3 separate regions of the Homo sapiens genome follow, and regions 2 and 3 are each linked to region 1. A link is a loop called in an ENCODE intact Hi-C map of the cell type or tissue named here. Cell type or tissue: mammary epithelial cell. All regions are shown on one strand. Links, peaks and the distances in the headings refer to the core of each region. The heading gives the core; the rest is flanking DNA.

Region 1 (10,685 bases), core at 1,781-9,780:
CTCCAAATGATGTGGTGCTGGCGTGTTTTTCCAGGTCAGTCTTATACCATGCTGGACCAAGGATGGACATTCCTTCTCACTCTACCCATGGGCTCCTGGCCCATCCTTCTCATTGAGTCTGTAGAAAGCAGGGTGTATTCATTTTCTAGGGCTGCTACAACAAATTACTACCCACTTGGTGTCTAAACAGAACAAAGCTTTGTTCTCTCACAATCCTGGAGGCCAAAAGTTCAAATTCAAGGTGTCAGCAGAACCAATTCCTTCTGGAGGCTCTGAGTGAGAATCTGTTCCATGCTTTTGTTCCAGCTTCTGTTGGTTGCCAGCAATCCTTGGTGATCCTTGGCGCGTAGACGTATCTCTCCAATAGCTGCCTCTGTCTTCACATGGCATGTCCCCTGTGTGTCTCTGTGTTTCCAAATTTTCTTCTCCTTATAAGAATACCACTGTTTGGATGTAGGCACGCCACCCCCATCCTGCATAACCTTACCTTAACTTGATACATCTATAAAGACCAAATATTTCCAAATAAGTTCATATTCACAGGTTGCAGGTGGATATGAGTTTTGGGAAAACACTGTTCAACCCAGTACATAGGGGTCTTGGCCAACATGAAAAGAGACCACATTCTAGAAATACAGTGATTACAGCCTAAAGAGCTTAAGAGAAGACATAGGTAGAAGATGTGTGGTTTTATATTATTCTACATAATTCCAAATGGTAAATTTAACATGAACAGAGGTTAAACCATTGGTAACCCCTTCCTGCATACTCTGGCTAAGACTTGCATTTGAGGTCCTCATCTGCAAAGCATAGTCACCTTTGAGAGTCATCAGAAGCCAGTATTCGTGGACTGCTGGATTTATGACGCAGCATCATGAGCAATTGGTAGCTGGCAACTGCAGAGGCAAGGAAAGCTATATTGTTTCAATACAAACAGGTTCTAAAGAGCCACGACATTATGAATAATAACAGTGTTACTACTTTTTCTCAAGGTAGGAGATAGAAAGTTACTGAAGAATAGTGCATTTGACAACACTAAACATGAAAAAAAAAAAAAAAAAAGGAAAAATGGGTTCTGAACTAGAACAGAAAGAGAAAGTGCCTGGACATTACAAAGAATCTTTACTGGCTGGGCATGGTGGCTCATGCCTGAAATCCCAACACTGGGAGGCTGAGGCAGGTGGATCACCTGATCACCTGAGGTCAGGAGTTTGAGACCAGCCTGGGCAACATGGTGAAACCCCATCTCTACTAAAAATACAAGAATTATCTGGGCATGGTGGCACATGCCTGTAATCCCAACTATTTGGGAGGCAGGGGCAGGAGAATCGCTTGAACCCGGGAGGTAGAGGTTGCAGTGAGCCAAGATCACACCATTGCACTCCAGCCTGGGAGACAGAGTGAGACTCTGTCAATTAAAAAAAAAAAATTTACTACAAACTGGTGGTATTGACATAAATACATATTTTCTACTCATTATTCTAAGTCTTCACTGTTAAATCATGATACTTCATATGAGCCATGAATTTTGTGACACATTTTAAAATCAAATTTTTATATAGGCGGGTACTCTGCAACTAATATTTGCTTGGTTCCCTGTACATCCTGAATAAAAGCAGCCCTCTGTTCCTTCTACACAACCTCTGAGTGTGGCCAGGCCTCTCTGCTGAAAGTTTAATCACACCCTCAGCCTTGCACAGCTCTGACCAGGTGCTTGGCTGACCAAGAGCAACCCCATTGGGTCCCTAACTCAGTGATTCTCATTCCTTATTCTCACGGGAGGAGGGGAGAGGGACAATTAGACAATATAAATTCAGGGGAAGGAAGATGAAGGCAAGGAACTAACACGACTGCATTTTGCAGAAGTTGAGATAATTAGCAAATTGTGATCCTCATAGATTTAGAGTGAATTTTCTCCATCTCTGAGAATTGTCTTTGGAAGGAGTGTGTTGAAGTGTACATGTGTAGACACTTGGTTCAACAATTACTTGCTGAATATTTGGAAGAATACATAGGCATACCTATAACTCAGACAGCTGGGCAGTCTTGAAGGGGGCTGGACTTGCCTGTAGACCCAACCTTCCCTGGCTGGTTTAGCTGTTCAGCTGCACTGGGGATGCCAATGGTCACCATTAACATTTGTGTTGGTGACCAGCCAACTACCCCAGAGTGTTTCTTTAGGTGACTAGATGACTGAGGCTTAGGAAATGCATGTTTGAAGGAGGAAGGAGCGGGATCCCAGAGAAGTCCTTTCCTGAGATTTGGGGTTGGTTCTCTCCTGTGGAGAGTCATGTCAAAAGGTAGATGAATTGCCTGTGAGGCAAGAAGGTCTCCTGAAAGCTGGGGAGCCAGGTTAGAAGCAGGGGTGTACCATCAAGTAATCCTGTATGGAGAGTTCAACCCCTGGTTGCTCTTCTCTGGAATATGAGGGAAGTCATATCTCATGCACAGCTTCAAGTTGTCCAGTGTTACATTCTAATTCCCTTGAGCTACTCCAAACCCTTTGTGAAATCTGTTATCTAGTAGAGCCTTTGTAGGCCCTGGTGTGGCAAAGAAAAAAGAGGTGTATAGAAGAGGCATGGCCTATCTCCACTAGCTTCTTCATGGGGGCTCTTGGGGATGCAGCATTTTCTTGAGGGAGATGGTAACTGGAGTCTGGGGTGAGGAGCAAAATGGTGAGGTGGGTTATGGCTGAGCTAGGGACAGCAGGATCATGCTGGACACTGAGGAAGAACTTCAGGAGGAACAGAAAGTAGAACTTCCATATTCTTGGTATTTTCTAGGGGAAGCTGGCCCCTGGAAGGGAATGGTGGTTGTATGGTTGGATTACACATGTACTTTTTTTTTTTTTTTAATGATTAATGTTGGTTATAGCTGGTGAGTGATTACAAGTGAGTTTTGATTTTTCTATATTTTCTTTGGCCCTTTTAAAGAAAATATTACTTTGACACTTGTAAAAATGGTAGGGAAGTGGTAGACTTTATTCAAGACTATTGCAATAGGAGTGTTGCAATGGCGGGGAGAGACTGGGCTCAACAAGGGGAAGTGGGGATTTATAGCCAAGGTACAGAGTAAGGGGGTCGATAGATGGAAAATTACTAAGAGGAGACATTAAGGGTAGGTGCATTCTTGCTGGACTAACCTAACAGGATTCTTGCTAAAGGCAGGCCAGGGTGCTCGGAGATCAAGGGTCAGGGGGGTTTTCACTAAACTAACTTAGAAGGATTCTTTCTACAACTGGACTTGGCTGGCTGAAGAGAGGGCCCAAGGGTGGGAGCCCAGTGGAAATGAAGCCTCAAAGGAGCCTGCCTCAAGTGTGGTCAAGGAGAAAGTCTTTGTCATCCCATATGGGCTATAAATGTATGGCCACTAAAATGAGAAAGAAAAATTAGTAAAATAAAAAATACTCTCCCAAGAGATATGATAACTAAACGCAATATGCAATCCTGAATTGAATCCTGCCTAGAATTTACTTATTTTTTCATTTTTGCTATTGGTGAGACAGTTGGTGAAATCTAAATATAGTTCAGACTAGATAATAGTGTTGTATCTATGGTTAGATCTGGATTTTGATTATTATATAAGAACGTCCTCATTGTTAAAAAACATTCACTGAAGAATTTATCAGTAAAGGAACATCATATCTTCAGCCTATGCTCAAACAGTTTAGAAAAAAAGAATATGTATATACAAAGAAACAGCAGGGTAAAGCAAACATGGGCAAATGTTGGCACATGGAGATTCTGGGTGAAGATATATGACAATTCTTTATATTATCTTTGTAACTTTTCTGTAAATCTGAAATTATTTCAAAATAAAAATTAAAAAACGAACTAAGAAAAAATAAAAAATATCATGCAAACTTAGGGACTGAGTCCAGTGCTACCTTTTCCAGGAAGGCACTTCACCCAGTCTGCCTTATGGTAGGTAATACACACCATGATTTCCTTGAATTTCTCTTCTGCTCTGATTTATTCAAAGCCTCTTCCCTCTTTCTCCTCTAGAGGCAGCATCGCAGGGGAGGATGCTCGTGAACTTCTGAACTCACGAACCTGGATCCAAATGCTGCCCCTGACACTACCCAGCGGTGGCAACATGGCCATTACCACCACTATTGATATCAGATTTTTCATCTATAAAACGGTTACAACAAAATATATTGCATACAGTTGTCATGAGAAACATATAGCAATGGAAACCGTAAGTTCTAATCTAGAAAGAGCTCTGTAAATGTTAATTCCCCTCTTTTTTCTTGAATCAGTCTTTCAACATCCTCGGGAAATAGGTAAAAATTTGATCCCAATTCTCAGATAATTTATTTAGAGTTTATCACCATAACTAATATTGACAATTTACAATGTGCTCTACAGTGCTTAATACACAGTAACCCCTTAATGAATGTTGTTCATGGGGCAACACTTGCCCTCGCCTTTTCTCACCCGACCATTCCAGCATCTCTATGGAGTAGAAAGGGACCTACTATTATCTCCCTTTTTACAGATTTGGAAATGGAGGCTTTAGAGAGTTGAATGACATGCTTTTTTTCTAGGATACATGGCTGATAACTGTTAAAGTTTGGCAGTAAATTCTATTAATTATTGCAAAGCAACGTTTACCATTGCACTTACATCCAAACTAGTACGTTGCAAATAAATCTTACAGCACTCACTGGATCTCCATGCTTACGCTATTCCATGAGCTAAAGCTATAGAACATCTACTTTGAGCCAGAGAAGAGAGGAGAAACTTTCTGATTTAGAGCCACATTTATATTAGAGTCTATTTACTATTTACTAGACTCTTTACTATTAGAGTCTAATTTACTGCCCACATCCCTCTTTTCTCAACCTAAATGCCCTTTTTATGGCTGTAGCTGCCCTCACCCCCAGAACTACATTTCTATTTCCTGCAGGTGTCTGGGCATTTGCAGGGCTGGGATCCTCTAGGTGCTCTCTAAATGCATCCGCATGCTTGGCATGAGGCGCAGCCAGACTTATGGCTTAGAAGCGGGGCCATATCAGCTGGGTCAGCAGCATTCCAAGTAACTGAAAACCCTTTAATGAAGGGAAGCAAGACAGGCAACTTAATTTAACAGAGAGACAAACCTAATATGAGAGGGCAGTGGCTGCCACAGCTGCTGAAAGCGAGATATATTATTTTGCCATTCTGGAAGCTTTAGCAACTTGGAAATCTGACATCCTGAGCCTGAACATACCTTAGGTTCCACGATAGACTATCCTAGATTTACATGTGCATTTGAATAGTTTGGATAAGATGGCTGTCCAAACTGTTCATTTGGTGAAATTTACTTAGTAGGAAAAACCAGATCTCTTTGGCAAATTAAACGTGACATAATTGTACCCAAACCCTACGTTTCAGATCCCTCTATTCATATCTAGTTTTCCACTCTTACATCCTATTCCAGAGCCCGTTTTCCCTTGTTTTCACTACTCCCAACGTACTATCTTGCAATGTGCGTTTATTACACGAATGAATGAAATGGTTTAAAAAAAAATCCCAATAAGTGATATTAGGAAGAGGCACCAAAGGTTCACAAACTTATTTTTGTGAATTCTGTAAAAAATGTCATCCAGTGTCTTCAGCATTAAAGGACACAGCAGCAGCCCCACTGCCCTTTTATTAATCCGTAGCCAGAATGGGCACTAGGCGGCCGGGATTCGCCATCTCGCCTCTCCTGGGCGCCAGGTGCGCCTCAGATAAGCGCAGCCGGGTAGGAGTTTGAGGACGACAAACTTTCCCGCTTCTGAGGGAGGAGCCCCGGAGAGGACCCGCTGACGTGCGAGGGTGCTGCCTCCGATGTACTACCAAGGAGGGCGAGGGTTCCTATGTCTGTCTGGAGCGCAGAGGGGTGGACTGCAAAAAGGTAGGAGGCAAAGCCAGCTCGAGTTTCCCCGGCCCGTAGCTGGAGGGAACATCTGCCCAAGTGTCGCCTCGCCCGAGAACGCTCACGCCCTCTCCAGGGCCAGGACCCTTCCTCCTCCCCTCGCACTGGCCCTTCGTGGCTTCCAGCACCGCTGAGCACTCGGCGTCCCAGCGAGATTCTCCTGCCCCGACAGACTCCGAGGGGGCGGGGCCCGGCGGGACGGGGCGGGGACAAGCCCTCCCCGGGCCCGCCCGTTGGCATTGTTGCGCGGTGATTGGACGCTTCGGAAGGCCGCCTTCCAGGCCGACCCGGGGAGTGACGGGCGGCCAGCGGCTGCTCCCCGGCGTGTGGGGTGCGGAGTGCGGGGCCCAAGGCTCCAGAGGGGTGGGGACTCCGGGCCGCAGCGCCGCCGAGCGCGATTGCCCGCTGAGATTCGGCGCCCCGGGGTGCGGCAAGCTTGCGGTTTCAGGTGCTGGCTAGGCGTCTTGGTGCGCTCGCTGGAGTGCCGAGAGCATTTGGGAAACTTAACTTCTCGCCCCCACTCCTTGCTCCCGACTTTCGGGTAGAAAAGCAGTTGCCGAGTTGTTTTATTTCCTCCCCCATCGGACTCTGTAAAAATAGCCGTGCGCCGGGGCGGCAGAGCCCATCTCTGCCGCACCGCTGCCCCGGGTCGGCAGAGCCCATCTCTGCCGCACCGCTGCCCCGGGTCGGGTGTGGACCTAAAAATACCCGGCGGTCCCAAGCCTGCGCTGGGGGTGCGGGCGGGTCCGGCCGGGCCGCAGAGGGCGTCAGGAGACCGGAGAAACGGCGGCCGCCTGGCCCCCTCGCCTCTGCCGGGGCTGTCCCTTTAAATCCTGGAGGAGGCAGAGAGAAAAAAGGAAAGAAAGAGAAAAGACGCGGAGCCCCGAGCGGTTGGTGGCGGTGCCCGGCCCCCCCACTCCGCCTCCGCGTCGGGTCCTGACTCCCGCCCGCAGCCTCCGCCAGTCCCGGGCGCCCCCCGCCGCGCCGCCCACTCGCCACAGTTACTGTCAAAATAGAAATTAGCGGAGCCGGGCGGGGGCTGCGGCGCAGCAAGTGCATGTGCCGCGCGGCGGGGAGGGGGCGGGCGCGAGCGACAGGCGACCGCACACATCCGGGCCCTTTAGCCCTGTGCGCCCCCCGAGCCGGCGGCGCGGGCGCGGGGCGCGGGGCGCGGGGCTGACAGCCGCGGCGCGGGAGGCGGGGCGCGGGGAGGGCGGAGGCGCGGCGCGGGGAGGGAGGAGCTGCCCGCTCGCCCGCTGCCGCCGCTCAGCTCCATACCCGCCGGCGCAGCCCCGCCACGAGACTCTGACAGCGGCGCGGCCGGCGAGGCTCGGGCGCGCAGGGACCGGCGGACACCGGCGGCGAAGGAGGACGCCAGGACTGCGTCCCGGAGCCAAGTGCGGGAGGCGCGCAGGGCCGGCGGCGCGCGGAGGTGAGCGGCTTCGCGCGCCGGGCTCGGGCGCCGGCTGCCGGGGTCGCGATCTCCACAGCACCTCGGCAGCCGAGGCAGTTCGGGAGGTCGCGGGGCGGCGGGCGGGTGGCTTTGCTTGGGCTGCGCCGGAAAGCGATTGCGGGGGCCGTTGCTAGGAGGCCGGCGGTCCGCGCGCCTTGGGGCGCCGGCTGGAGCAGGGGCGCCCTCCGCGCGGTGGGCAGGAGGCGGGGGGCTGCGGTGGCTATTCAGGGGCTCCGTGCGGCAGCCATGCAACGGAGGAGGCGGGAGGAGGGAGGGAGGGAAGGAGGGAGGGGAGAGCCAGCGGAGAGCGAGCCAGCGAGCGGGCGCCGCGCCTCCTGGCTGGCACCGCGGCCCGGAGCGAAGTGGCGCGCGGGGCTGGAAAGGAACTTCTGCGGGCGCGTGCGGCCCGGGGCTCGGCGGCGCCTGCGGGCCCGAGCGGGGCGGGCCCGTCGGCAGCCACAGGTGGTTTCTGCCAAAAGTTTTACCGCACTTCTGCCTGGAAGGCGCGGGAGCGTTTTGGTGAGTGACGTTTTCCTGGGACTTTTGCAGTCTCACTTCGCGCTGTCTTTTCTTGAAAATTGGAAAATGAGCTGGAAAGGCTGGGATCCAGCACCTCTCGATGAGATCTGAGCAGAGTACAGTCCTTGCCCGAGGTGTCGCTCATGCAGGACTCAAAGATCCTTGCTGCTGTCAAGTCGGGAAGCTGGGGGAAATGGGCGCACGCACACAGTTCCTCCAAGCCTCGGACAAGTGAAGCCGAGCCTGGCCCGGTGCCTGTCGCCGCGCGGGGTAGTGCGAGGTCTGTTCCCAGCGACACGCACGGGAACTGCGTGCGTCTTCTCTCAAGGTGTGTACGTCTCTTGCTCCGTTGAAAGCGAATTGTCTCTGGCCGCTGTGCTGCTTTGTTTTTCCGGTTGCTTGTCTGGTTTTACTAGGATGAAGGCCAGGAGGAGCCAAAGAAAAGCGAAGCGGCAGCTCCCGTTATCTTTGCAATCTGCAAAGCTGTGGAGGCTGGTACCCAACCTTCCGCGGCGCGGGCGCAAGGCCGAGGGGAGCTGGGGGTGGGTGGCGTGCGCTGCCTGTATGGGAAGTCTCGCTGGACCATGCGCAAGGCTAGAGCCGGAGTTTCTGGTGCTTCTAGGACAGAAAGAGGAGTGGGAGTGGGAAGGGAAGACCCCTTAAAAGAAGATATACTGTGCCCAGACCTGGGAGAGAGGCTCCGAGAAGTCCGGTGGCTTGGCCCTGTTCTTCATTGGCGGGGTTGAGGAATCCAGGGCAGCGAGGTAGAAACACCTCGGTAGGTCGTCCTGGGCTGAAAGAAATCATTATTCCCAGAGCGGGCCAGATACCCGGGTGTTGAAACTAGGTACAAAACTGCGTGAGAGGTGGAAACTCTCAGTCCTTCATTCTCCTTGGTCCGGTGGCTCCCGCTCCCTGCCCCCACAAGTACATGAGCAAAAAGCATGCCCTTTGCTTTATAGAAGGTCATAGGATTTTGAAGTTGAAAGAGACCCTAGAGATATTAGGAGCACTCATTTTACAGATGAGCAAACTCAGGCCCAAGGAAGGAAAGTGACCTGCTACAGTGGCTAGAGGCCCAGTGAGACTAGAAATGACATCAGCCTTCCAGGCAAGGGTGGAGAGACTTCCCTGGGCAAGGCCTGGTAGGGCTTGAGATCAGAAATGCCACCCCCACACCCCAAGCCCATCATGGCCTCTTTATCTGGTACTTTCTAAATCCATGCTTGCCAGCGAATGTGGTATATTTCCCGTCCCGTGCCCTTGGCTTAAAAAAACCAGGACTGTCACTGCAAAGTCCAGTCTGACACTATCCCAACTTTTCCTGCTCCCTCATTATCCCAAATTCCTCAAACTCCTTTTGTAACACAATGCAGCTTGATTAGCCAAGAAGAATTTGCAGCTTTTTTTCACTGAAGCACCCACTTTCCATAGGATGCCAGAACTCTGTTTTCCTGGTAATTAGATTTTACAGATATTTTTGAAAGGGAGCCCAATTTTGGATCAATTACACTTGGACACAAATGCTGTGCTGTTGTGGATACCAAATGAGAAAGATGAGCAATTATCTGGGGGTGTTGGAATAAATGTTGTTATGAGTATTTGACACAGCCATTAAACATCAATGAGTGGGTTTTCAGTAAATGTTTTTTACTCTGTATTTTATTGAGCAAACAAAGTGTCTAAATTAAAAAAGAACTACGAGTTGGCCACTTTGATTTTAGCCACTTATTTTGTACCAGTGTGTATGAGCAGGAAGGAATTGAATGATAACCAGAGTGATTGTTATGTGAACTTTTTCCTCCAAAACCATAATACTCTAGGGCGATGCTAGATTTCAGTCTATAATGTCATATACAGTCCAGCAGAATTTTATGAAAATAAGCTGGATGCAATGTGTGTCAATCTGTATTAGTCAGAAATGACTTGCAAGAGAGAATATTTTGTAAGTTTGATTGCTTTCAAGGACACAGAGTATCAAGAATTCAAGGCTAGTGCAGAGTTGCCGGGTATAATTCTTCTGCTTTCATGAACAGATAGAAATCAGTGCCCCCTTACTCCACATCTCCTGTGTTTAGGGGTCCTACAGAAGAAGTCAATGTCTGATATTCTGATAATAATACAGTGTTACGATGCCTTTCACTTTTTTTGCATGCTAATCTCATCAGCATTCCCACAAGATAGATAGTTCAGCTATTTGTTCATATTACAGAGGGAGAAACTGAGGCAGAGAGACGGGGAGAGTATTATTCCTATAACTTTTCCCACTGAATTAACATTCTCAGCACGCAACTTGGGCTTCCTGGGCTGACCAGGGTATAAGAGACCCCCTAGTAATATTACCGGCCTCTCACCCCTCTCCAGCAGGGGCGGTGTGAAGGGGGTATGAAGGAGTGGTGGGGTTGTAGTTACAGTTCACTGGAGGCTGTCACCAGGGCATTTTTGTTCCCTGCCCCCACCGAGGGTGGGCAGTTGTCCTCCCTCTCATAGCAGGCTGTGGGAACTTGGGCGCGGAAGGACCAGCTGGCTGAGGCTGGGGCGGGGGTGTGGGATCTGTGCCTGTGTAGGGCTGAAGGAGTCCAGGCTATTTATAACCCATCCTCCCCTCCTGGGAAGAAGAGACTCAAGGGTCTGGAACCATCTATAGCAGTGACTTCTCCCCAGGATGACTGTGTCCCACTGGAAGAAAACCTATCAATGAACCACACAGAGGGTACTGGAGTGAACCCCAGCCTGTGTGCGGCATCCTACAGGGAGGGTACCGGAGTGAACCCCGGCCTGTGTGCAGCATCCTACAGGGAGGGTACAG
Region 2 (10,685 bases), core at 1,181-9,180, 370 kb after region 1:
CCCCTCCTCTCCTCCCTTACAGCTCTGTGGTAGATAGCTGGATGAGAGATGGAGAGAAGCGAGGAGATTGATTAGTGGCTTTAGGTTGTTTCCCGTCATTTGCTTCTCTTAGACTTTTTCTTTTGAGATACTTATCGTTTCAGCTACAGTTGTAAGAGATGATACAGAGACATCTCATGTACCCTTTACGCATTTTCTCCAGTGGTAACATCTTGCAAAACCATAGTACAATATCAACCAGGATATGAACACTGGTATAATCAATATGCAGAACATTTCCATCACAAGTATCCCTCCTGTTGCCCTTTTATAGCCACACCCACTTCCCTCCCACCACCACCACCTCCTTAGTCCCTGGCAACCCTCATCTCTTCTCCATTTCTATAACTTTATCATCTCAAGAATGTTATATAAATGGAATCATGCAATATCTAACCCATTGGGATTGGCTTTTTTCACTCAGCGTAACTCCCTGGAGATTCATCAAGGCTGTTGCACATATTGAGAATTCACTCCTTTTTATTGCTGAATAGTATTCCCTGGCATGGATGTACCACAATGTTTAGCCATACACCTTTGAAGGATGTCTAGGTTATTTCCAGTTACTCACTATCGTGCACAAAGTGACCATGAACATTTGTGTATGAGTTTTTCATGGACATAAGATTTCATTTCTCTGGGGTAGATGCTCAAGAATTCAATTGCTGGGTCATATGGCGGTTGCATATTTTGTTTTTTAAGATCTGCCAAATCATTTTCTAGAATAGCTGTACCATTCTACATTCCTACCAGCAATATACGAGTGATCCTTTTCTCCACATCCTCACCAGCATTCGGTGTTATCAGTATTTTTTTATTATTTTAGCCACTATCCTATGTATGTAGTGATGTCTTATGATAGTTTTAATTTGAATTTCCCTAATGGCTCATGATATTGAACATCTTTTCAGATTAGATGGCTTATCTGCCATCTGTATACTCTGTTTGGTGAATCTTGCTGTACATTTTTATTGCAGTTGTTATGTCCCTCTAAGCTCTGTTAGAGCAGAGGCCTTCTTGATTTGTTCTCTGTGCATCCCCAGAGTACAGTACAGAGCCTGGCACAGGGAGACTACCCAATAATATTTAGAGAATGAATGCATGGACTGCCAGGGTCTCTGGCCCTTTTAAAGATGAGAAGGTGGGAAAGCAGTGAGGCCTTAGCTCTGGGAAGCCTCCTGAACACCTGGCCAGTGGGATTGCTTAGGGAACGCCTGGGCTGCCCCATGGTGGAGGAGAAGGTGAGGGCAGCGGAGGGGCACCCAGCATCCTCCATGCCTGCTGCCTTCCCAGTGCCCACTCACACTTTATGAGCGTATACTTCTCACTCCTCCCCTCCCCCTGCCTCTGCCTTCCCAGGACAGAAACATCCAGAAGATAAATGTGTAAGGATCTCCAGAACTCTTCCCACTGGGGCGTGGGGCTTTAGGATTTGTTTTCCTTTTTGTTTTCTCCCCACTTTATTTGTACCAAGATAAGGGCCAGGGCTTTGCTAGGATTTATCTAGATGAGCCATGTTGAAGCTTTGCTGTAAGTAGAAGAGCCCTATGAAGCTTGTCCAACCCACCTTATTTTATTGTTGTTGTTGTTCTGATTTGTTGTTTGTTTTGTTTTAGGCTTTTAGCAGCCTGAAGCCATGGTGTTTGTTTAGTTTCTGTCTCTAGTGATAAGTGGAAAAGAGGGATGAGGAAGGGGCTTTACTGGCCCAACCAGAAACTAACAAACAACCCATGACTATATTCTCTCCTTGGACGCCCCTACCTGCCCTGGCAGATGCCACATTTTGTCCCAGTTGACTGTGTTCACCTGGGCTGTGAGCTGTGCTTCCTGAAAGGAAGGGATGCCAGTTGTCCCCTGTCGTGCCCTGCTTTCTTCTGGTGGCTGCCACTGGCCATACTTTATGTATAACATATACAATGATAAGGTGTCTCAGAAGACGCTTCTCACCACAGGGGTTGATATTTTCATGAGGCTGACAGAATTTAGACATGAAAAATTAACTAACAATGTACTTGAATTTATATTTATATTGCATTATATTTATATTGAATATTGCATTTATATTTGTATTGAATTTAAATATTTATAGGTGAAATCACTCTCAGATATACACATATAGGAAGTTAGTGTTTTTTTTTTAAAAAAAGGATCAAGATTTACAAATGGAAGGAAACTTCAACTGCAATGAACGAGTAAGGTCAGGAAGCAAAACATACCACAAGGCCCCCATTTACTTGCTGAAAATGGGCCACGAAATTTGTTTTAAGCTTCCTAGTAGCCAGTGCAAAGTGTAAGTCTGTTACAGAATCAGAGGATTTGTGAGACAAATCAGAGCATCTTCTCAGCAGAAGCACTGAGAGGTCCTTGCCCCACAGAGGTGGGTCCTGTTCCTGCAGCCAAGGCAACAGCTAGGTTCATGAGGCTTTTCATCCTGCAGTTGTATTCTGCAACTGCATGTTGGCAAAGTGGAAATCAGTAACACCAAGCCTGAGAGAAGGCTTGCAGCCTTTGGTGAGTAGCTGACACCAGCTGCCCAGTGAGAAGCCTATCCCTAAGAGTCTTAGGGGTCCAGAGAAAAGCCCCAGCTTGTAAGCCAGGCTGTGAATTGCAGGTGAGATTTGGCAAGGCTAAGAGGTAGGAGGACTGGCCTTGCAGTGGACAGGGAGCCCTTATGCCAAGGAGGTGGCTCAGAGTCCTAGAGTTGAGACCCCTCCTGGGGCCACGCTCACTAACCCAGTCTTCTTCTCTGTGTGTCTCTGCAGGGCTCTGGCTGAGAACATGGCCAATGACATTGATGAGCTCATTGGCATTCCCTTCCCCAACCACAGCAGTGAGGTCCTGTGCAGCCTCAATGAGCAACGGCACGATGGCCTGCTGTGTGACGTGCTCCTGGTGGTGCAGGAGCAGGAGTATCGGACCCACCGCTCCGTCCTGGCTGCCTGCAGCAAGTACTTCAAGAAGCTTTTCACAGCCGGCACCCTAGCCAGCCAGCCCTACGTCTATGAGATCGACTTTGTCCAGCCTGAGGCTCTGGCTGCTATCCTGGAGTTCGCCTACACCTCCACGCTCACCATCACCGCTGGCAATGTCAAGCACATCCTCAACGCAGCCAGGATGCTGGAGATCCAGTGCATCGTGAACGTGTGCCTGGAGATCATGGAGCCTGGGGGGGACGGGGGGGAGGAGGATGACAAGGAGGACGATGACGACGACGAAGATGATGATGATGAGGAGGACGAAGAGGAGGAGGAGGAAGAGGAGGAGGATGACGATGATGACACGGAGGACTTTGCTGACCAAGAAAACTTGCCTGACCCCCAGGACATCAGCTGCCACCAAAGCCCTTCCAAGACAGACCATCTCACAGAGAAGGCCTATTCAGACACCCCCAGGGACTTCCCTGACTCCTTCCAGGCTGGCAGTCCTGGCCATCTGGGGGTGATCCGGGACTTCTCCATCGAATCTCTGCTAAGGGAGAACCTGTACCCCAAGGCCAACATCCCCGACAGGAGACCCTCCTTGTCTCCATTCGCCCCGGACTTCTTTCCACACCTCTGGCCAGGGGACTTCGGTGCCTTTGCCCAGCTGCCTGAGCAGCCCATGGACAGTGGGCCACTGGATCTGGTCATCAAGAATCGGAAGATCAAGGAGGAGGAGAAGGAGGAGCTGCCCCCACCCCCACCGCCACCCTTCCCTAATGACTTCTTCAAGGACATGTTCCCTGACCTGCCGGGGGGGCCTCTGGGACCCATCAAGGCGGAGAACGACTACGGTGCCTATCTCAACTTCCTGAGTGCCACCCACCTGGGAGGCCTCTTCCCACCCTGGCCCCTGGTAGAAGAGCGCAAGCTGAAGCCCAAGGCCTCTCAGCAGTGCCCCATCTGCCACAAAGTCATCATGGGGGCCGGGAAGCTGCCGCGGCACATGAGGACCCATACCGGGGAGAAGCCATACATGTGCACCATCTGCGAGGTCCGCTTCACCAGGTGCGCATGGCAGCCCTCGGGTGTGGGGCACGGGGCCAGAGGCCATGGGGGACAGCAGAGTTGGGCAGGGAGGCTGGCGGTGGAGACAGAGACCCAGATAGATCCCACACACATGCAGGCTCGTGGCTAGCAGGGGTGCTAGGCATCACCTGGTGCTGTGACTTTCAAGCCCTTTTTAGGGGCTGCAGTATTTTCTCAGATACAATATTAGGTGGAAGCCCATGACATGAAGCAGGTAAGAGCAGGGCTGTTCTGGCTGGGAAGGAAGTGAGGCGCCTCAAGCACCTTGGTTGCTTGGCTTCCTCTTCTCCTTCCAGCTGTAAATTTGTGGAACCCAGTTTGAATGGATGGCCCTCCCCAGATGGAGTGCCGCCCCTTTGTTTGATTTGGAGAAGCAGCCACTGACCTTTATTAAGCATATTCTGCATGCCAGGGGCCGTCCTCGGCACCTTAAGTACATGCTTACCACAGCTAGGCCCTGGGAAGATGGGGAGACGTGGTTGACTTTGTTTATGACACATCTCCCAGTGGCTAGCTGACCAAGCATGTGTGCAGCTGGAAAATGGCAGAGCTGAGACTGGAATCTCAGCCTCTGTGTAATAGCAAAGCCGGTGACCAGTAGACTGCAGAGATGCCTGTAGGTCCTCTCAATCATTTTGGGGTCAGACCTAAAGGCTGGGCCTCTTTTTATGTTCTCCTCTTTGCCTTTCCATTTAAGGAAGGGGGACAACTTTATGCTGTTATAAAATTTGAAATTTGAAATCAATACATTATAAACCTTTCATCTTTCATAGACTCTGTCCCATTCAGCAAACATATGTTATATGCCTACTCTGCACAGCAACTTTTGTACTCAAAACTGATTGGCGGGTTGACGTGGGGTCAGATCTGCCCACTGCCAGCTTTGGCTAGGCCTCACTTTTGGAAAATACGGCCCATTGGTGCTATCTCTGGTTCCTGGTGTGAGGCTGATCTTTTCAGCCATGTCCACAGGTGGGGAGGGCTCTGGTGGGTGGCCTGGCATCAGGGTTTGGTCATTTCAGTGTATCCTGTGTGTACAGAGCCTGGCGATGCCTGCCCTGTGAACATGACTTACTAGACTAGGTCCCTTCCCCACCCTGCCACTGTCCCTCTCAGAGAACTCACCTTGAGAGACCCACACTTGTTCCGGTGGCGGTGCTGCTGCCCCACTTCCTCTTGGAGATGTATCTTTGGGAATTGGTGGCAGCTCATTCTTTTGATTTTCCTCAGTGGGCCCAAAGCTTTGGCCCAAGGACACAGTGCAAGGTTGTGAATGAGACTGGATATCAAATCAGGGACTATGCTTTTCCAGGAAAAAAAAAAAAAAAAAAGATGAGTCCTCTAAAGTCATGAGACCTGTTCTTCTGGGTTGCTTGGAAACTACTGGAAGTTGCCAGAGAAGAGTTTCAGAAATCCATTCAGGTGACACTGGTGTGGCTGAAATAGCTCTGCAGGCTCCTCAGGGGACTGTTTTGAAGGAAACACTGATTATTTCCAAGGTGGCCTTGGGGTCCTGCTCACAGCTGCTTCTGTGAGGGGAACCCCAGACAGCATCTGTCCCAGGTGCTTCCAGTGACAGTAGAGGGAGAATCTGCAGGAGCAGAGGGGAAGGGCCTCACAGACCCAGGATGTGTTCCCTTGCCCTTAGCAGTGAGCTAGGCCAGCCACCCGGCAATGCTGACAGCAGGGCGCCCTGCTCCTGTTACTCCCCAGAGCAGATGGACCCAAGGTTCCTGAGATTCACCTCCCCTTGGATGTCCCTCAGTGACAGCCCTGCCACCCCAATGCCACCGTGGGTGATGCTGCCCCCTACCTCCTCCTGAATTCACCTTAGCCCCACAGAACCAGGCAGAACACCTGAACAAGGCTTGGCAAAAGCACAGGAATACCGAGGGAGATAAGCCAGAGCACCGTGTGAAAGCCAGATTCAAGTACAGCTCACCCATCTTCACGGGGGGCCTGGCTTCAGCCCGAGAGTCCCAGCCCCTGCATATGACTTTAAGGATGCCAGGAAGCTCTTCACAGGCCAGATCAGGAAAGCCAGCCATGTTATCAGCCTGGAGCGCCCTCTCCTGCCAACGCAGGCTCTGCCTCCCTAACTGCCCATGCCTGCCCCCTTGGCAGATGGCTAACAGGAGCACCTCTCCCTTCAGGGGAGACCGAGGCTGGTGACTCCAATTCCAAAAGGATCTATCTGTGTCTCAGGATATCGCACGGTGGCCCTGCTGGCACCCTGAGACCCCATCTCCCTTCTTCCCCACTCCCTTTCCTCTGGGCCTTCCCCACGCACAGCCTTCTGTGAGGTCCACGCCAGGTCTGGACAGTCTGTGCACCCTGTTTTAAGGGAAGGTTTTAACCGTGCGTAGTCACTGCAGACAGACTTCTCACCCTCTGGACCCTGGGACATTCTCTGGGAGTGGGCGTCCTGGTTTGGGCAGCAGTGCTGTGTTGTATAGGAGGGTGACATTCCAGGTTCCTCCCTCCCAGCACATTCCTGATGGTCACTTGGGGTGGCCTCTCTGTCTGCAGTCCCCACTCCCAGCCAGATGATAGGCAGTGGGGCAGCTCTGGTCATCCAGCCATCTGGCCTTGGGTTCCTCCTGCTCCAGAATGACGGCCATCTGGCCCCAGGCCTGTCTCCAGCTGAAGCTGCTGCATTGCAGCCCCCTCAGCACCCCCACCACTTGTTCCCACTGGTCTCTGACCCTCCCGAAAAAGATCAGACAAGCTCTTGGGTCCTTCTCTTCCCAGGAGGAGAGAAACCCCGAGCTGGGGAAAGGCAGGGTGGAGGAGATGGCTCCAGCCTGCCTCCCTTCAGAGGCTTTATTGCTCACTGTGGGCTGTGGCTGTCCTTGTGGGACACTCCCCACTCTCCTCCCCCTCACATTCTTCAGAATCACTGGGCCTTTGCTTCTCACCCCATCTCTGGAACTGCCCGGCAAGGATTCTTTTCCGTGCTTGAAGAGCCCCAAGCGTGGTCTGTCCAGGTTGAGGTTTTCCTGTAATTCTCCCTGTGGCCAAGGCTCCCTGCAGCCTTTCCACGGGGACCTTATTTTTGGCTGAATTCCCCAACGCGATTCCTAACACCTGCCCCTTCCACCTGGAAGCTCTTCAGCAGCCACTTAGAGCAGAGACGGCTGCCTCGTTGACGCAGAATTCCCAGACTCCCTTCCAAGGCCACGCCACTTCCTGAGACTGGGCCCTGTCATGTCACTCTTGTCCCCGCAGCAAGGACCCAGACATGCTGCCCTCAGGTCCTTCTCTCGGACATGATTTCCATTTCCCCTTCTGGAACCCGAGTCTTTCCTTCATCACAGCTGAGCTTCTGCCCTGGCAAAGCCCCATTTCCTCCCTCCTTGATGTTGGGAAGAGCTCAGGGTCTTGTGACACCCTCCCCGCCCCACCCCATGGGGTGCTGGAGAGGCCTGCCCTTCCCCTGCATGGTAGCCCTTCAGCCCAGGCTCTGAGTCACAGCCTCCCAGATGCCAGCTCCCAGAATGTCCACACCCCACGGGGACGTACTAATGACCTCAGCAGCCACAACCCAGGGGGAGGACATGGGAATCCTTCCAGCAGAGCCCCTTCACCCCTAAGGCCCTGCCTGCTGCTGTCATTCTGTGGGTCTAGAGAGGAGGGACAGAGGCCGCCCCACAATGGTATTGTCTGTTCTTTGGTGTCAGGAACCTCACCTCTGAGGCAGCTCTAGATTCCAGCCAGTCCTACCAGGTGTCCCACCACTGATCTGTTCCAAATATGAAATCTCCCTAGGCAGGGCCTCAACGGCATCAACCAAACTATTTCTTTGGCCCCATGCTGTCCCTTCCTAGCTCTGGTCACCCCATAGCCACTTGGGCTCCCTTTGCCTGTGCACTCCCTCGGTTTAGTTCAAAGACACCGTTTTCCTCCTGGGAAAGGCTTGTGCCTGTGCTGGCCACAGAGGCAGCTCCTGTCCCTTTCAGGTCTGACTTGGGACACAGAAACAGCTCCAGGTCATAGGGCAGAGGCAGTCTGGACCAAGATTACCTTAGATCCTCTTCATCAGGAATCCTTTCCCTTCTCTTCCCAGAAAGTCTGGAAGCCAGGAGCCAAAGGTTAGGATGGCAGGCTTCGGCCAGAGGTGATGCCTAGGAAGGGCCTAGAAGAACAGGGAGCATGTGATCTCAGGAAGATAAAGCATTTGTCTTCATGCACAGGGACACTGCTATGCTTGGTGGGTATTTTCCCTGCCCACGGACATCCCAGGTCCAGGTGGCCCCCGCACACCTTTTTGCCCCATCTGCAGCCATCACTGCCAACTGGGCCTGGCCCTGGGCCCTGTGAAAGCCTGTGCATCTTCCGCCTCTTAATTCCCACCACATGGGTCCTTGATTGCAGGCCATAGAGACTTGCCCCTTGCCTCCCCCAGCCCTTCTGTTAGTAGCTCCTAGAGAGCATGGCTGGCTGGTCTCCCTCCTGGAGCCCCTGCATCCTGTCACAGCCTGGCTCCCAGAGATGCCCCAGCCATGCCTGATGGGGACAGTAGTGAAGGCAAGAAACTGCAAAATGAAAACAGACTGGCCCAGAGACAGCAGAGGTCCCATAGAGCACACCGTCCTGGGTGGGGATGGACGACCTCTGCACCGCAGTCACTCTCTGACAAGGCACGCTTTCCAGTTCCGCTGAACCCCGAAGGCTGTGCCTTTTAGTCTCCACCTGCCTCCTCCAGTGCCAGCCGAATGCTGACCACCTTTGTGCCCCCACAGCTGCCTGCTCTCCAGATAAGCCAGCAGCCTGGCTTTTGTCTTCCCTCTATTTTCTTTGTAGTCCTCCCACTCCTGGCAGCTCTGGGAACCCTATTAAGATAATGTAATGGCATTAGCAGTGGTAGCAGGAAGAGTGTGTCTCAAACCATCGGGTTACAAGAAGTCCAGGTAGAGGCTGCTGGGAAAGCATTATCCTGATTGGGAGCCTTTCTGGAGGCCACAGACCTCAGGCCAAGGCCCCACAGCCCTTTTCTTTGATTCTGGGAATGAGCTCATGAGGACTCACATGACTTTCCCGACGATGAGCTCTCCAGGCTGAAAGGAGGCATGTAGACCGAGGCTTGGGTGCATATGTCCTTGGCTGTCCCTGATGCAGAGAGATGGAACGAGATGGCAGACAAGGGGACCAGGGCCAGAGGGGAGCATGTTGGATTTGTAGTCGGAGAGTTCTGAAATTGGCACCACTAGTCAGTCACCAAACGCGCAGTGAGCCTCCTCTCTATCTACATTCAGTGTTGTGTGTTGTGCAGAGTACGAAAGAGCATCCCACAGGTTCTCATCAAAGCAGGTACCAGAACTCCATGCCACGTGCAGGGAGGAGTGCTGGGAGGAGGAGGGCTGGGAGGAAGAGGGCTGGGAGGAAGGGGCACCCTGGCTCTGGGCTTGGCCTTCTGGGAGGGCCCTAAGGATAGAGCATCAGTGTCCAAGCACAAGACATGCACACACGGGGAAGGAGCCAGGGTTTACAGGGCATCCACCCTGTAATGTGGTGGGCTGTGCACTGGGGGACCGGCAGTCCAGTTCATACCTGCAGGTGTTCAAAGATGCAGAGTTGCCCAGAGTGTGGGGCAGCGTACCATGGGGGGCAGGCAGGAAGCTGGCAGAGGAGATGGCAGTGAGCTTGTGAAGAGCCCAGAAAGCCATGCTAAGGGGTAAGTGAGCACACAGGCCATTGGACAAGGGGGCCTTGGGAAGTTTTAAGTGGAACTGCCAGACCTCCATTCCTACAGAGAAGTAACTAAGAGCTCAGCTCTTGAGATTCCAGCTAGAACATATTCCAGCTAAACTCACGCTGCTTCCACAGGCAGATTGAATATGTGAAGCAGCAAGGAAGCCAGCCAGCCAAACAGACTCCAGAAGGAGATTTGGCAGAAGCCCATTACCCAGATGCATACACTCATGGAGCACTAGAGGCCCCAAGGATGCAGCCCAACCCGCATTTTAGAGATCAGGAAACTAAGGCCCAGACCAGGGAAGGGAACTGATCTAGTTCTTGGAGTGTGCCCGGCACCACCTCCAGCTCCAATGCACGTCACAGTATCCACAGGAAAGGTCAGTGTAAAGAAGGAGGCTGTGTGGCCCTAGAACACCATTCCCTCTTTGGTCCTTTCTTTCCTTATCTTGGAAGTAATTAGATCAGTGTTTTCAAGGTCCTGAGAAGTGTACTGCTAATAGTGTCACTTACTGGGCCCACTGACTCAGACCATGAATCAGAATGTGGTAAAGTATGCCTGGTAAACTAGATGATCCTCTGAAGTTTTTTCCAGCACTGGCTTATCATGAGCTTTGCCTACTCTTCCCACCCCTTGCCCCCATTCCCACAAATGTCTCCATTAGGGAAAGCTCCTGCCTAGGGCTGAGTTCCTCCCATTGGCATACCCCAGTCTTCTGGCCACAGAGGCAGAAAGCTGGCTACCGGTGCCCTCTCTTGATTGTTCTGGTCTGCCCTTTCTGCAGCAGTCCTCTTAGGCCTCAGGTTGGGAATCCCTGCTGTGAAAATCCATCCTTTCTCATCCCCAGAATAGCTTACAAACAAACCACAGCCAGGTAGCCCCCCAGGTTCCTTTGCCCCCACCAGCTGTATACCTTTGGGAAGCTCTTAACTTCTTTGAGCCTC
Region 3 (10,685 bases), core at 1,019-9,018, 73 kb after region 1:
GGCTGCCTCCCGATCCTGCCTGCCCCCAGCCCTGTCCCTCCTGGCAGCCTTGAAAATCCTGGCTGGGTCTCCTGTGGCAGAGAAGGCCTGGGAACCTGACTCTTTGTGCCAAGCTCATATTTAGAAATGTCTCCAGCCAGACGTTGGCATCAGTCCCACTTGGGCTCTGGGCAGGGGGTGCAGTCACATGTGCTGCCTTTGAGTGGGCAGCTTCTGAGTGGGCAGCAGCCCACTTTGAATATAAACACAATCCCTTTATGCAGATGAGCTGGCATGGGAACCTGTGCTCCTGGGCACTGGGAGGGGGCAAGCTCTGGTAGACAGTTGGGAGAGGGAAGAAAGATGTCACAAGGCTTAGACTGGGAAATATGATGTCGGGGGAGGGGTCCCAGCTCCCTGATCCCACCAGCCCCTATCCAGTTTCTGCACCTCTTTCCTGGGTGCCCAGGGCACTGTCCCTGCCTGAGCCCCACAATGGCCCTGATGGACCTTTCTTTTCCTTTCTACATCATGCATTCCCCAGTCTGTGGAACGAGAGTGAGGCCTTGGAGGGAGGCCCCCCACCAACGGCAGGGTTTCTCTCCATCTCCCCCTCAACATCTCCAGATCACACTTGTAAAATGTGGCCCTGGATGTCACCATCTCTGAGGGCTCTTTCAGCATTGACAGTGAATCATTCCACAGTTTCTTGCTCATTTTGTGTTCTTTTCCATGGCAGTGCATGATGATGGGTGAATTAGACCAACTGATCCCGGCTTTGAATAGTAGGCCTCTAAGGTAACAAGCGGCATGCTGTAGCCCTGTGAAAACTCTCCTTTCTTTTACAACAGCTCCTTTAAGGAGAGTCATTCACTCATGCCTCAGATGTTTAATGAGCACCTACCAAGGGCAGGCCCTGTGCTGTCACCAGCCCTACAGTGGCGAATAAGACCTATCTCGCTGATGGGTGATGGGGTGGGAGCCTGTCCGCTCTCCTCAGATCACACCTCTGCAGGTCTTCCCTGGGGACTGAAGTGGCTTCCTCACTAAATTCAGCTCCCTGGAGAGGAGGCTGCTTTTCTGCAGCTAAATCTTCAGAGAGAATCCAAATGCAGCCACAGGCCTTGCCTCCTACAGCCTGAGACCGAGCCAGGGCTACATCCTCAGGCCCCTGGCAGTTCCACCTCTCCTTATCCTATCCTTCCTTCCTCTGCCCACATCTCCGGGGGAAAAGAGCTCCAAGAAGTAGTCAAGAAGGCTGAACAGATATTGTCTTTGTATCTCCTGGGAACAACATGATAAATCCAAAATCACAGAATGGATGGATGGAGGGGTAAATAAACAAGTGAGCAAACGAATGAGGAAACAAACAGAAACTCAGTTCCAGCTCCAAAGGAACTGAAAATTCAGATGAAAAGAAATGGCTTGTAGAGTGGTGGCACTGTGGTACTGAAGGGGGCCCTTGGGAACAGACTCACCTCCTTCTTTTATGAGAAAGGAACCGCAGGCTCAGAGGAGGGGGGCTGCCGCAATGCCTGTGACAGAGTGCAGAGGTCAAAGAATGGCGAGATCACCCAGGGTGGTGAGATCCAGAACCAAGTGCAAGGCTGCCCTAAGTGTCCCTTGTCCTTGGAAAAAATTGCCTTTTCATATGGTTGGGAGTGGACGGTGCAGTTTTTCTTTGAGGGTTAATTGTTTTGCTGACAGCACAGATAATTAGGAATGAGAATCCCGGAGTGAGGGCGACAGCACCATCTGCTGTGAATATGTTTCAACCCCAACTTGCAGGAGAGCTTGGAAGAGCTCCTATCCTCACCCTCCCCACGCCAACAAAAATGAATGTGCTGTAGCTGTTTGCCTCTGGGGCCACAGCTGCCAGGTGACCTGCAGCCAGTCGGGGTGGGATGGTGACCGGCTTCTTAAGAGTGTAGTTTCTTCTCCTTCCCCCATGGCATCTTCTGCACATAGCAGGGCTCACTGAAAGTCCCAAGGCTGAACAAGGATCCATGGACAGCCTGGGACAAAGAGCGATGATGCCAGGGGCAGATTTTCTGCTCTTCCCTGAGCCTGAAGTCTGGAGATCTAGTCTTCTGTTGACTAGAGGTGGGCACTTAGGGCTGCACTGAGCTACATGGCTGCCATTAAGGTTTGAAGTTATTTTCCTGCCAAACTCTATGGATCTGCTACCTACCCTGGGTTTCCTGGCCTTTGGCCTATGTTACTTGTTCCAGAAGGAGGTTGGCCCTGCCTTTCCTTGCTAAGTAGGAATGTCCTAGGTTGTGAGTTTCTCTATGTCATGAGAAGAGCTGCTTTGGAATCAAGCAGAGAATCCCATTGTCCAGGAGCAACTGAGATCTTTCGTCAAATGGGCAGACTTCTATGAGTTGTTTTCATTTTTATTATTTAAGAATATATTCCACACATAGAGTATATGAAATGTATATGTGCCTTTTGGAGATAATAATAGTTGTTTTGCTCTTTCGAAGGGGCTTCTAACCTCTGTTGCTTTGCAGAGAAGTGACTTGGAGTGTGAGCTGTAGAGGGCCAAGTTGCTGGGAGGCTCAAGGTCAGCCTAGCCTCTCCCAAAGCAGTGGCTGTTTATCGCAGCCAATTTCTTTGTGCCTGAGCCGCTCCTGTTAACTAGGAGCCTCCACATTCTTGTCTTTCTTATTTATCACTCTGTTATCTCTGTGCTTTCTCCTCTTCGACCCTCCTATGAGGGAAGAATCCAAAGGCATGATTGTTCTCCTCTTCTCCCCATCCCCCCATAGCAGGGCAAACAGGCCAATGTCCCCCTCCTCCTTCCCATTCCCACTCATCCCCCACCCCTGAGGTGACTTGGAAGGAAGATGAAATTAACCTAGGGCCAGGGAGCTTGCTGGAAAGAATGATAATTGGCTGTTTCATTTACTTACGGTGTGATCTTTAGCAAGCTTCTCAACCTCTCTGTGCATCTGTTTCCTAGTCTTTCAAACACCCCTCCACAGAGCTACTGAGAAACTAAATGGATCCCCAATGGATGCAAAAGCAGCTTGAAGAGAGTCTAATCATTATATATGTGTCCCTTCCTTCTTTTGCCACTCTCACTCCTATCTCTGGGGCTTCCCCTTGTCTGCAATGCTGGGTGTCCCGATGGATGTTCTTCGTCTGCCACGGTCTCTTCTCAGCAATGGCCCACTGAGGCCTGGAGGAGCCCATGGTTGGGGTGGAGCTGAGAGTCACAGCCAGGTGGGTACCCCAGGAGCCTACTCTTTTCACCCCCAAGAGATGGGGGCTGTGCCTGCTCAGAGATGCAGGGCTGTAGCCACCTTGGACTTGTCCGGAGATGGGCAGACCTCCAGGCTGGGGCAGGCTGCTTCAGCCAGAAGGACTTTGGCCCCTCCTGACACAGCATAAGGCACAATCTTGGCTATGAAATGTGATGGCTCTGTGGAGCCGGTGTCTCTGTTCCTCATCTCAGCAAGGTTTGTGTTTCCACTTTTGTCTCTCACTCTGAGATGACGAACTATGAAAAGATGTTCATCATCAGCCATAGGTGGGGTGTCCTACCTGGACCCCCCCCCCCCAACAAACTACAGAACACCAGAAGCCTTGCTTGGGAGATCTGGGATAGAAGAGTTAAGGAATGTTCCACATAAACGTGTCCTTGCACTTCTATATACATCTCACATGCGAGAACATGCATCTCCTTTCTCTTTCCTGGGGTGATGGAACAGCGTGAGGTTCTGTTGGTCAGTCTGGGCTAAACTCTGAACGATGGCTAGGGTTTGGATGCAGGATTAGAAGGTGAGTCTTTCAGGCAGATGAAATGAAATATGCTGAGGTAAGAAAGGAATGAAGGGCGTGTGTGTGCATGTGTGTGCGGTGTGTGTGTGTGTGTTGAGGCCTGGGCCTGGGTTGGTGGGCAGGACACTGTCAGTGAAAACCCTGGATGAGATCGAGTTGGTATAGTCATGAAGAATTGCAGGCCCTAATAATAAAGAGAAAGAGAAGGATGGCTAGAATTTTCGAGAACAGCTAAAACCTGGACATGTGTTTCTGGCCCTGGTGGGTGATGGAGCCCTCTGTTCTTCCTGCAGATCCCCTCTGAGCAGCTGGGAGCTCAGAAGCTCTGTCCAACCCTGAGGAGTGGGTCAGCCACAAGAGCAAGAAGTGATGGCGTGGAGTCCACCCAGGGCCTGAGGCATGAGCAGAATCCACGCCCATTAGACCTGGAGCCTGGGCGTTTGGGGCTGCACTGCTGGGGAGATCCAAGAAGAATCAATGCTTTGGCCCCTGGTGACATGTACATGGTGTAATGACAGGTAATGAACCTGAGGCTTGTCTATCCTTTATGAATGATATGGCAGGTAGGAGAATATATCAGCTTGCAGTAAGCATAAAATGTCAACCTGTGGGAAGATAACTATGCAAACAAAGCACACTAAGGCCTGATAAGATGATAGATGGATGCTTTATAGTTATTAGTTTCTGCCCCATGTGCTTGCTGGAGCCAAGCACTGGAAGATTTAGCATTAGATGGGTTCACTTCCTATGCCTTATGGGAAGGCCTGATGCCTTTATGGACATAGCATGTCGTATTTGAGGAGCTCAGAGTAACAAATCAAGAAGTCATTATTCCCCATCAGCTTCTGTGGGAAACAGGGAGTTCATGCCAGTGGAGAAACAGAGGGAGCGAGAAGTGAAGAAGCTCTTTCATCGTGTCCATGATGTGTGAGGAATAGACCTGGAGACCTCAGTGGTTGGGAAGCCTTTAGGTCTGGTTCAGATATGTCAAATGACAGGTGTGGTGATGGATGAGTCCTGCTTGTTAAAAACAGAAGGCTTTTTGTCTTGCCATTCTTTCAAGAATGCCCAGGCAATTAGCAGATGATCAAAGGTGGATGAGGTAATGAGTAGGGGTCTGGAGAGGACAGTAGGGGCCTGTCAGATACCTTGGGTCTAGCAGTTGATTCAGGGAAGTCAGCCAAGCCTGGAAGCATCAAGCAAGTCTCTAGGGCCTAGAAGGCAAGGCCTTGAGACTAGAAGGACAGGGGCCAGCCAGTAGGCTGGAGACCCCAAAGGTGGGTTCTGATCCAATGGCACAGCCTGTTCCCATGGATTTTCTGGTCTTTGCTGTGTGCGTCATATGAGGTACCACCCTGGCAACTTCCACCGTGGGGAAAATGGTAGGCTGGGGTGGAGGCAAAAATAGCTTGGGGCCTTGGGAAACTGACCAAGGCAAGGGGAGAAGGGCCAGTGGCCTGGGGCAGGAGGCCCAAGAGGGTGTGGTAAATTCCTTTTCAGTACAGGCCAGTGTCAGGGTCCCCAGGGTCAGAGCCAAGGGATGGGGAGGAGCAGAACATTAGGACTTCTGGGTGGCCTTGTTCTAAATTAGGCAGAAAGGATAAGTTGAAGAAGGAATCTAGAAAGCTGAGCCCAGCTCTAGGAAGTGGATCAACCAAAGGTGCTAGGTGGGCTCGGAACTGGACTCCTGTCTATATAAGGAAATGGAGAAAGAATTGAGCTCCAGGGTCTCTGGCAAGGGGTAGTCAGGGACTGGCTATGACTGGAGGGGCTGAGCTAGGGAGCTGGCTTAAATATGACCTGTATGTACTGGCCCTAGGCTATCCCCAGACCCCACCTCTCAGTGGGGCAAGTGGTCTGTACTTCTTGGACTTGGCTGGGGACCTGGGCAGGGCTGAAGCTGGGGAGCATCCTGGGGGACTGGGTAGGGGCAGAAAATATCCAATCCTGGAGGTAGGTGGGTGAGGACTTTCAAGTTTGTAGTCTCAGGAGGCTAACGGGCAACATGCCTCCTGATGAAGACCAGAAAGAGCCAGGGACTGGGTCTGTCAAGCGCTCTTCTCCTATGTTACTAATGTTTACTGATTACCTGTTGTGCACCGAGCACTGTGCTCACTGCCGGAAATGCAGAGAATGAGCTGCAGTTTGCTTCCACGGGAGGGAGTGTGGAGCCTGGTCAGGCCTCTGGAGGCTTCAAGCTTCTATCTTCAAAAACAGGGACGATACTATCTCACTCATAGACTAGTGGGGAGAATGAAATAAAGTAAAACATGTAACACACTTAGGACAGCAGCTGGCACCATAATAAGTGATCGGTACATGTAGCTTGTTTCCGTGATTCTGCTTTTGGAGAAGCTCACAGTCTGGTGGGGGGTGAGAGCCAGGAAGGCTGGGAGAAGTGCCTTCTAACTTCCAGGGATTCTGACTGCTAACAGGGTTGGGGGCCTGGGCTTTGAAAACTGGTTATCAGAATTTCTCTGGCCACAGAAAATGTGGTTTTAGGTGGACCCTACCACTCGGAAATGGTGACTGCATTTAAGTGCTTTGGCAGTTGCTGGGCACACAGAAAGACTGGAGGCAGGAGGGGTGGGTCCAGGAATTTAGAGAAGTGTTGAGAAAAGAGGACATTCTCCGAATGCTTGGAGAGTCTTGACTCCTTGTCTTCCAACTCAAGGGGAGGGGTGTGCAAGAAGCCAAGGCAAGACTTGTGACCTGGAGTGAGGTGGCCCAATAGCCACTGGGGCGGGCTTCAGATGCAAGCCACGTGTGTCATTTTAAATGTGGTAGTAGCAGCATTTAAAAAAGTAACAATAAGCAAGTGAAATTAATTTTAATGATATATTTCATTTCACTCAGTAGGTCTAACATATTATTTTAACATGTAATTAGCATAAAAATTATGAATGAGATATTTTACATTCTTTTCATACAAAGTGTTTGAAGTCTACAGTGTATTCTGTACTTGTAGCACCGTCTCAGTTTGGACCAACCACATTTCAAGTTGGCTAGTGGCAACTGTGTTGGATAGCACCAATCTAGACTCTAGAATATCTTGCCAAGGAGCACCCAGGGGCCAGGGGTATCCTGACTAGACATCAGGATTTACTATGAAATGTCTATAACGAATCCCTGGGGACATTCTCTTGAATAATAAGAGATATCTTGAATCACTTATTCTAGATGGTGACTTATGTTCTCTGGAACCAGCCCTGACTCCAGGTCTCAGCAACTGGATTCAGGACTCTGCCGCTTGCTGGGTCTAGGACCTTCAGGCGGTTCCTGAAGGTCTCTGAGCCTCAGAAGCTTCCCTGAAATTGGAACTAATAAATTCTATCTTGCTAGGTAACTATGAGGACTAAATAAAATAATGAATAATTGCCCCGTGACGATCAATTTCAAGAAGTAATTCTTCTTATTTTCCTAAATCAAATAAAAACAAATTTGGGTTTTCCTATTGGCTAAGTTTGGCAGAAAGTTTCCTAACTGGCATTTCTGTAGTTCTGTCTCCACTCTCCCTTTGCATGAGAACCGGGCCACTTTGCAGGCCAGCACAAATAAGGAGGGGTGAGGCCTGGGCCTTAGCCCCTGGTGGTGACAGCTGCCTGTGGTGCCCCTTTATCCAGACCTGTGTGGTCAGCTGGAGGAGGCAGCCCCCTGCAGCCAGCTGGTGCTCTATCTATGCCAGCTCTGCCACAGGGGAAGCTAGAGTGCCCAGGCCACCATCTCTAGGGGGCCGACAGCACCGAGGCACTGCACTCCAGTGGAGTGAGGGTTGCCAGCCACTCCAGGTCCCAAGTCATCCCACCTCTCTTGGGATCCAACCCAGGGATCCTTCTCTAAAAGCTCCATGTCCTTCATCCCTCTGTCTCCTGCCTCCCAGCCTCAGTCTTTGAAACAAAGGCCTGTTCCTACCTTACCATGTCCCCTTGCTTTTCCCAGAAAGAAAAATTCAAATAACTTCCCCTTAGGGTAGGGAGTTCAGATCTTATTGTCACGAAATATGGCTGTTCTTTTTGGGACTGGAGGGAGTACACATTTTATTGTCCTGTGAATGGCAGCTCTGGCCACTGCCCTATGCCCAGCCCCATCTGAAGAATGAGTTAAATAGCGCCTGCCTTCTGGGTTTTTTCAGAGCCTCAAATGAGATAGTGTATGTGAAGGTCCTTTATAGAGTTATCAAATGTTATTGAGACTCTTAGTTCCCTACCTGGGGGTGTTTTCGGGTCTGGGAGCTGGGTTTGAGGCTGCAGATTTGATTTAAAAGATGCCCCTTCTCTTGGCATCTCATGGCAGATGGTGCTGCCATAGGACTCAACTAGGTGTTCCCATGAGGTGCTCCCCCTAGGTGCTCTATCCCCCGGGGTGAGTGCCTCTGAATTAACCCCTTGCCTCCTGTTCTCCTTTGGGAGAGGGGAAGGATCTGGGTGTTGGTGGCAGCAGTAGGTTTCCCTGACATCTTTACTTTCCCTCAGCCTGTTGTGTGTGGGGGGTCTCTAGCCAATCCTCCTGAGTTTGGAATCCACCTAGATTATTGTGAAAGCTCATAATCCATCCTTCCTGGGACTTGGGAGCATGCCATGGATCTAAGTAAGTCCTGTAGGTCCTCCTTGCCTCCCTGGCTTGGGTCTGGTGAGGATTCTGTGATAGGGAATGGGGGCTCCAGGCAAATCCCATGTCCTCTGGGCCTGGCGTGGAGGAAGTAGGATCAGGAGGTGCAGGTGGGTGACATGAAAAGTAACTGGGCTTAAGCTGCACTGGAATCAGGGCAAAGTCTGCAGGATAAATGGAAATTCTCTGGTCCTGGGCATTGAGACAGTGTTTTCAAGGTTGGGTCCACATTTGACTGTGTGTGGTTGGGTTAATGGGCCTTTGATGCTCGCTGCAGTGGTATTTGGGTCACTCGTGTTGCTGCCTGCCTCTCTAGACTGGAGAGCCCCCGCCCCCTTTAGCAGCTGGCTGCTGCTTCCTGCTGGCTCTCCTGGGCCCCAAGCTCTCAAGGCTGTCACGAATCCTAAAAGAGTCCTTCAAACCAGTGTCACTGTGACTTAACATCTATTTCAAAAGATGATCTATGGCACATTTGGAGGACAATGCAGAGGGGGGTGTCACAAACTCAAGCACATTTGGATAAGGTTATTGACCTGGCTTTTTCTTAGTTTGCTATGTGACCCAGTGCAGTTCTTTTAAGTTCCCCAGACCTTAATGTTCTCCTCTATTAAATGGGCATGAGAGTCTGTACTGCAATGATTTAATCCTGTTTCCAGGTGTACATGCGCTCTAAAAGTAAAAGGTGCTGTGGATCTTACTTGCTAAAGATTTGAGAGAATTATGGCAACACTCTTTCCTCACCGAGTCTGGCAGTGTATAAATTCTGTTTCTTTAAAATTAGTATCTTTATTGCTTCCTGGGAGCCCAGGGGGAACAGCTTCTGCTATATCACCTTAAGTTTTGCAGCAGGGAGAGGAAGAAAGCTACATTGCCCTTGACTGACAACCTTCATATGAGTATTTAACAATTTTAATTTTTCATGATTCTTCTGATAAAAATAGTACCCGACTAAAAACAAATACATTTGTATTTTCCATCTCCTTAATTAGTTTCTAATTTGGGGGTTCTTATTAGCTTAAAATCATCTTGCTGAAATGGTCCTTGGATGAAAAAAAAAGTGAAAACCACAATCAATTCTAGAGAGATCTTACTATTTAATTATGCTGATTGGAGCACTAGAGACCCCTGGTAAAACAAACCTCTCAGAATAAGCTTGATTTGTGTAATTTGGTTTTTAAAAATTTGGGATGCATATTTATCATGTTCGACTATGTGTTGTTGCTCTCCTTGAGATTCTGACTTGTCTTGTAAGAGATGAGGGGAGGAAGCCATGGACTGTTGAGACCCTGGGACTTTAGCTAAGCCCATGGAGTCACTGGTAGGGGCTGGCCTGGAGGGAATACGAGGTCCCTGGCTTGCCTGGTAATTGGAAAATGGCTTTTCTTAAAAAAAAAAAAAAAAAAAAAAAAAGCAAAGGAGAGGTAAAAGGTCACCAAAAAACAGACTAGGAAAGGGTAAACTGATAGAATTTTGGAACTGAATGGTAGGAGAGCATCTTCCATGAAATCCTAGAAAATTAGCAAATCCTGGGTTATAGATGTATTTAGAACCAAATTCTAGAATATAATATAACTTTGGAGACACTGGGAAGACCTAGTTGCTCAAAAAGATGTGCCTCCCGCCATCCAAACCCCCAAATCAATTTATGCTTTGCTACAAGTGGGACAGCCAGCTGCCATGTGAAAGGGAGGACACTGCACCGACCATAATGTTTTCTTGCCATGAGGCTGAAGCTAATGCTGATAAAGTGATAGCTCTAACTACCAATTTCTACCTGAGCCAAGGACTTGTGGAAGGCCATCACCAAGTTCAGACCAGTGGGGAGCTTCCCAGGACCAGTAACCTTATTTCTTTCTCTAACATGACTGATGTTCAGGGGGAAAAGGGGATGGGGAAGAGGGAATTGTTATAGACTGAGAGAATCTTAATAGATGCACCAACCAAATGCAATCGATGAGTCTTGTTTGAATCCTGATTCAAGCCAACCTACTGTAGAAGGATATATTGGAGAGAATTGGGTTAAATATTAAGGAATTAGTGTTAATTTTTTAGGATGTGTAATGCTGTGACAGTGTTATATACTGAAGTAAATTCAGACAACATGATATGATATCTAGAATTTTCTTCAAAATATTGCAGAAAAAAATTTCAGAATAAAAGATTTTAGTGAACAACATACACAAACATTTTGTGTCTCTTTGAACATTTCAGTGATTAAAAAAAGAAGTGGAAATGTTCCTACCAGCTGGCTGAGCCCTGAAATTTCACCATTAGAGCTTTGTTTATCTAGCTTAAGCCTTTCTATGCCAATA

Evidence for each region. Hi-C counts contacts between places; a loop is a spot of excess contacts. Peaks named below come from ENCODE experiments on the same cell type or tissue, not always from the same donor. Only the 100,000 strongest peaks of a DNase experiment are listed, where the experiment ranks them.
Region 2: it touches region 1 in a loop (9-fold over the local background); 5 of 110 quality-filtered maps call a loop at or near these places.
Region 3: a loop joins it to region 1, with 4 times the contacts of the local background. A loop is called at or near these places in 14 of 110 quality-filtered maps.

What each region holds. Positions count from the first base shown.
Region 1 is chr18:48,405,877-48,416,561 of GRCh38, reverse strand. ZBTB7C (zinc finger and BTB domain containing 7C) reads left to right here and starts at 7,179. Exons shown (of 5, transcript NM_001318841.2): 1 at 7,179-7,336. RefSeq lists a silencer at 6,011-6,390 and enhancers at 7,661-8,278, 8,279-8,898. In mammary epithelial cell, for the core only: CTCF peaks have their summits at 4,000, 5,684 and 6,666; DNase peaks (open chromatin) are centred at 6,131, 6,681 and 7,211; H3K4me3 peaks cover 3,224 bases; H3K27ac peaks cover 1,293 bases.
Region 2 is chr18:48,033,240-48,043,924 of GRCh38, reverse strand. It overlaps ZBTB7C (zinc finger and BTB domain containing 7C), which reads left to right. Exons shown (of 5, transcript NM_001318841.2): 4 at 2,802-4,025. The coding sequence starts at 2,818. Among named protein-coding and RNA genes, the nearest start is that of SMAD2, 110 kb to the right of the region's middle. In mammary epithelial cell, for the core only: a CTCF peak has its summit at 6,114 (motif pointing left); no DNase peak of the experiment used is centred there.
Region 3 is chr18:48,331,772-48,342,456 of GRCh38, reverse strand. It overlaps ZBTB7C (zinc finger and BTB domain containing 7C), which reads left to right. Exons shown (of 5, transcript NM_001318841.2): 2 at 4,059-4,283. Among named protein-coding and RNA genes, the nearest start is that of ZBTB7C, 72 kb to the left of the region's middle. RefSeq lists enhancers at 6,887-7,387, 7,388-7,888. In mammary epithelial cell, for the core only: CTCF peaks have their summits at 1,739 (motif pointing left) and 5,923; no DNase peak of the experiment used is centred there.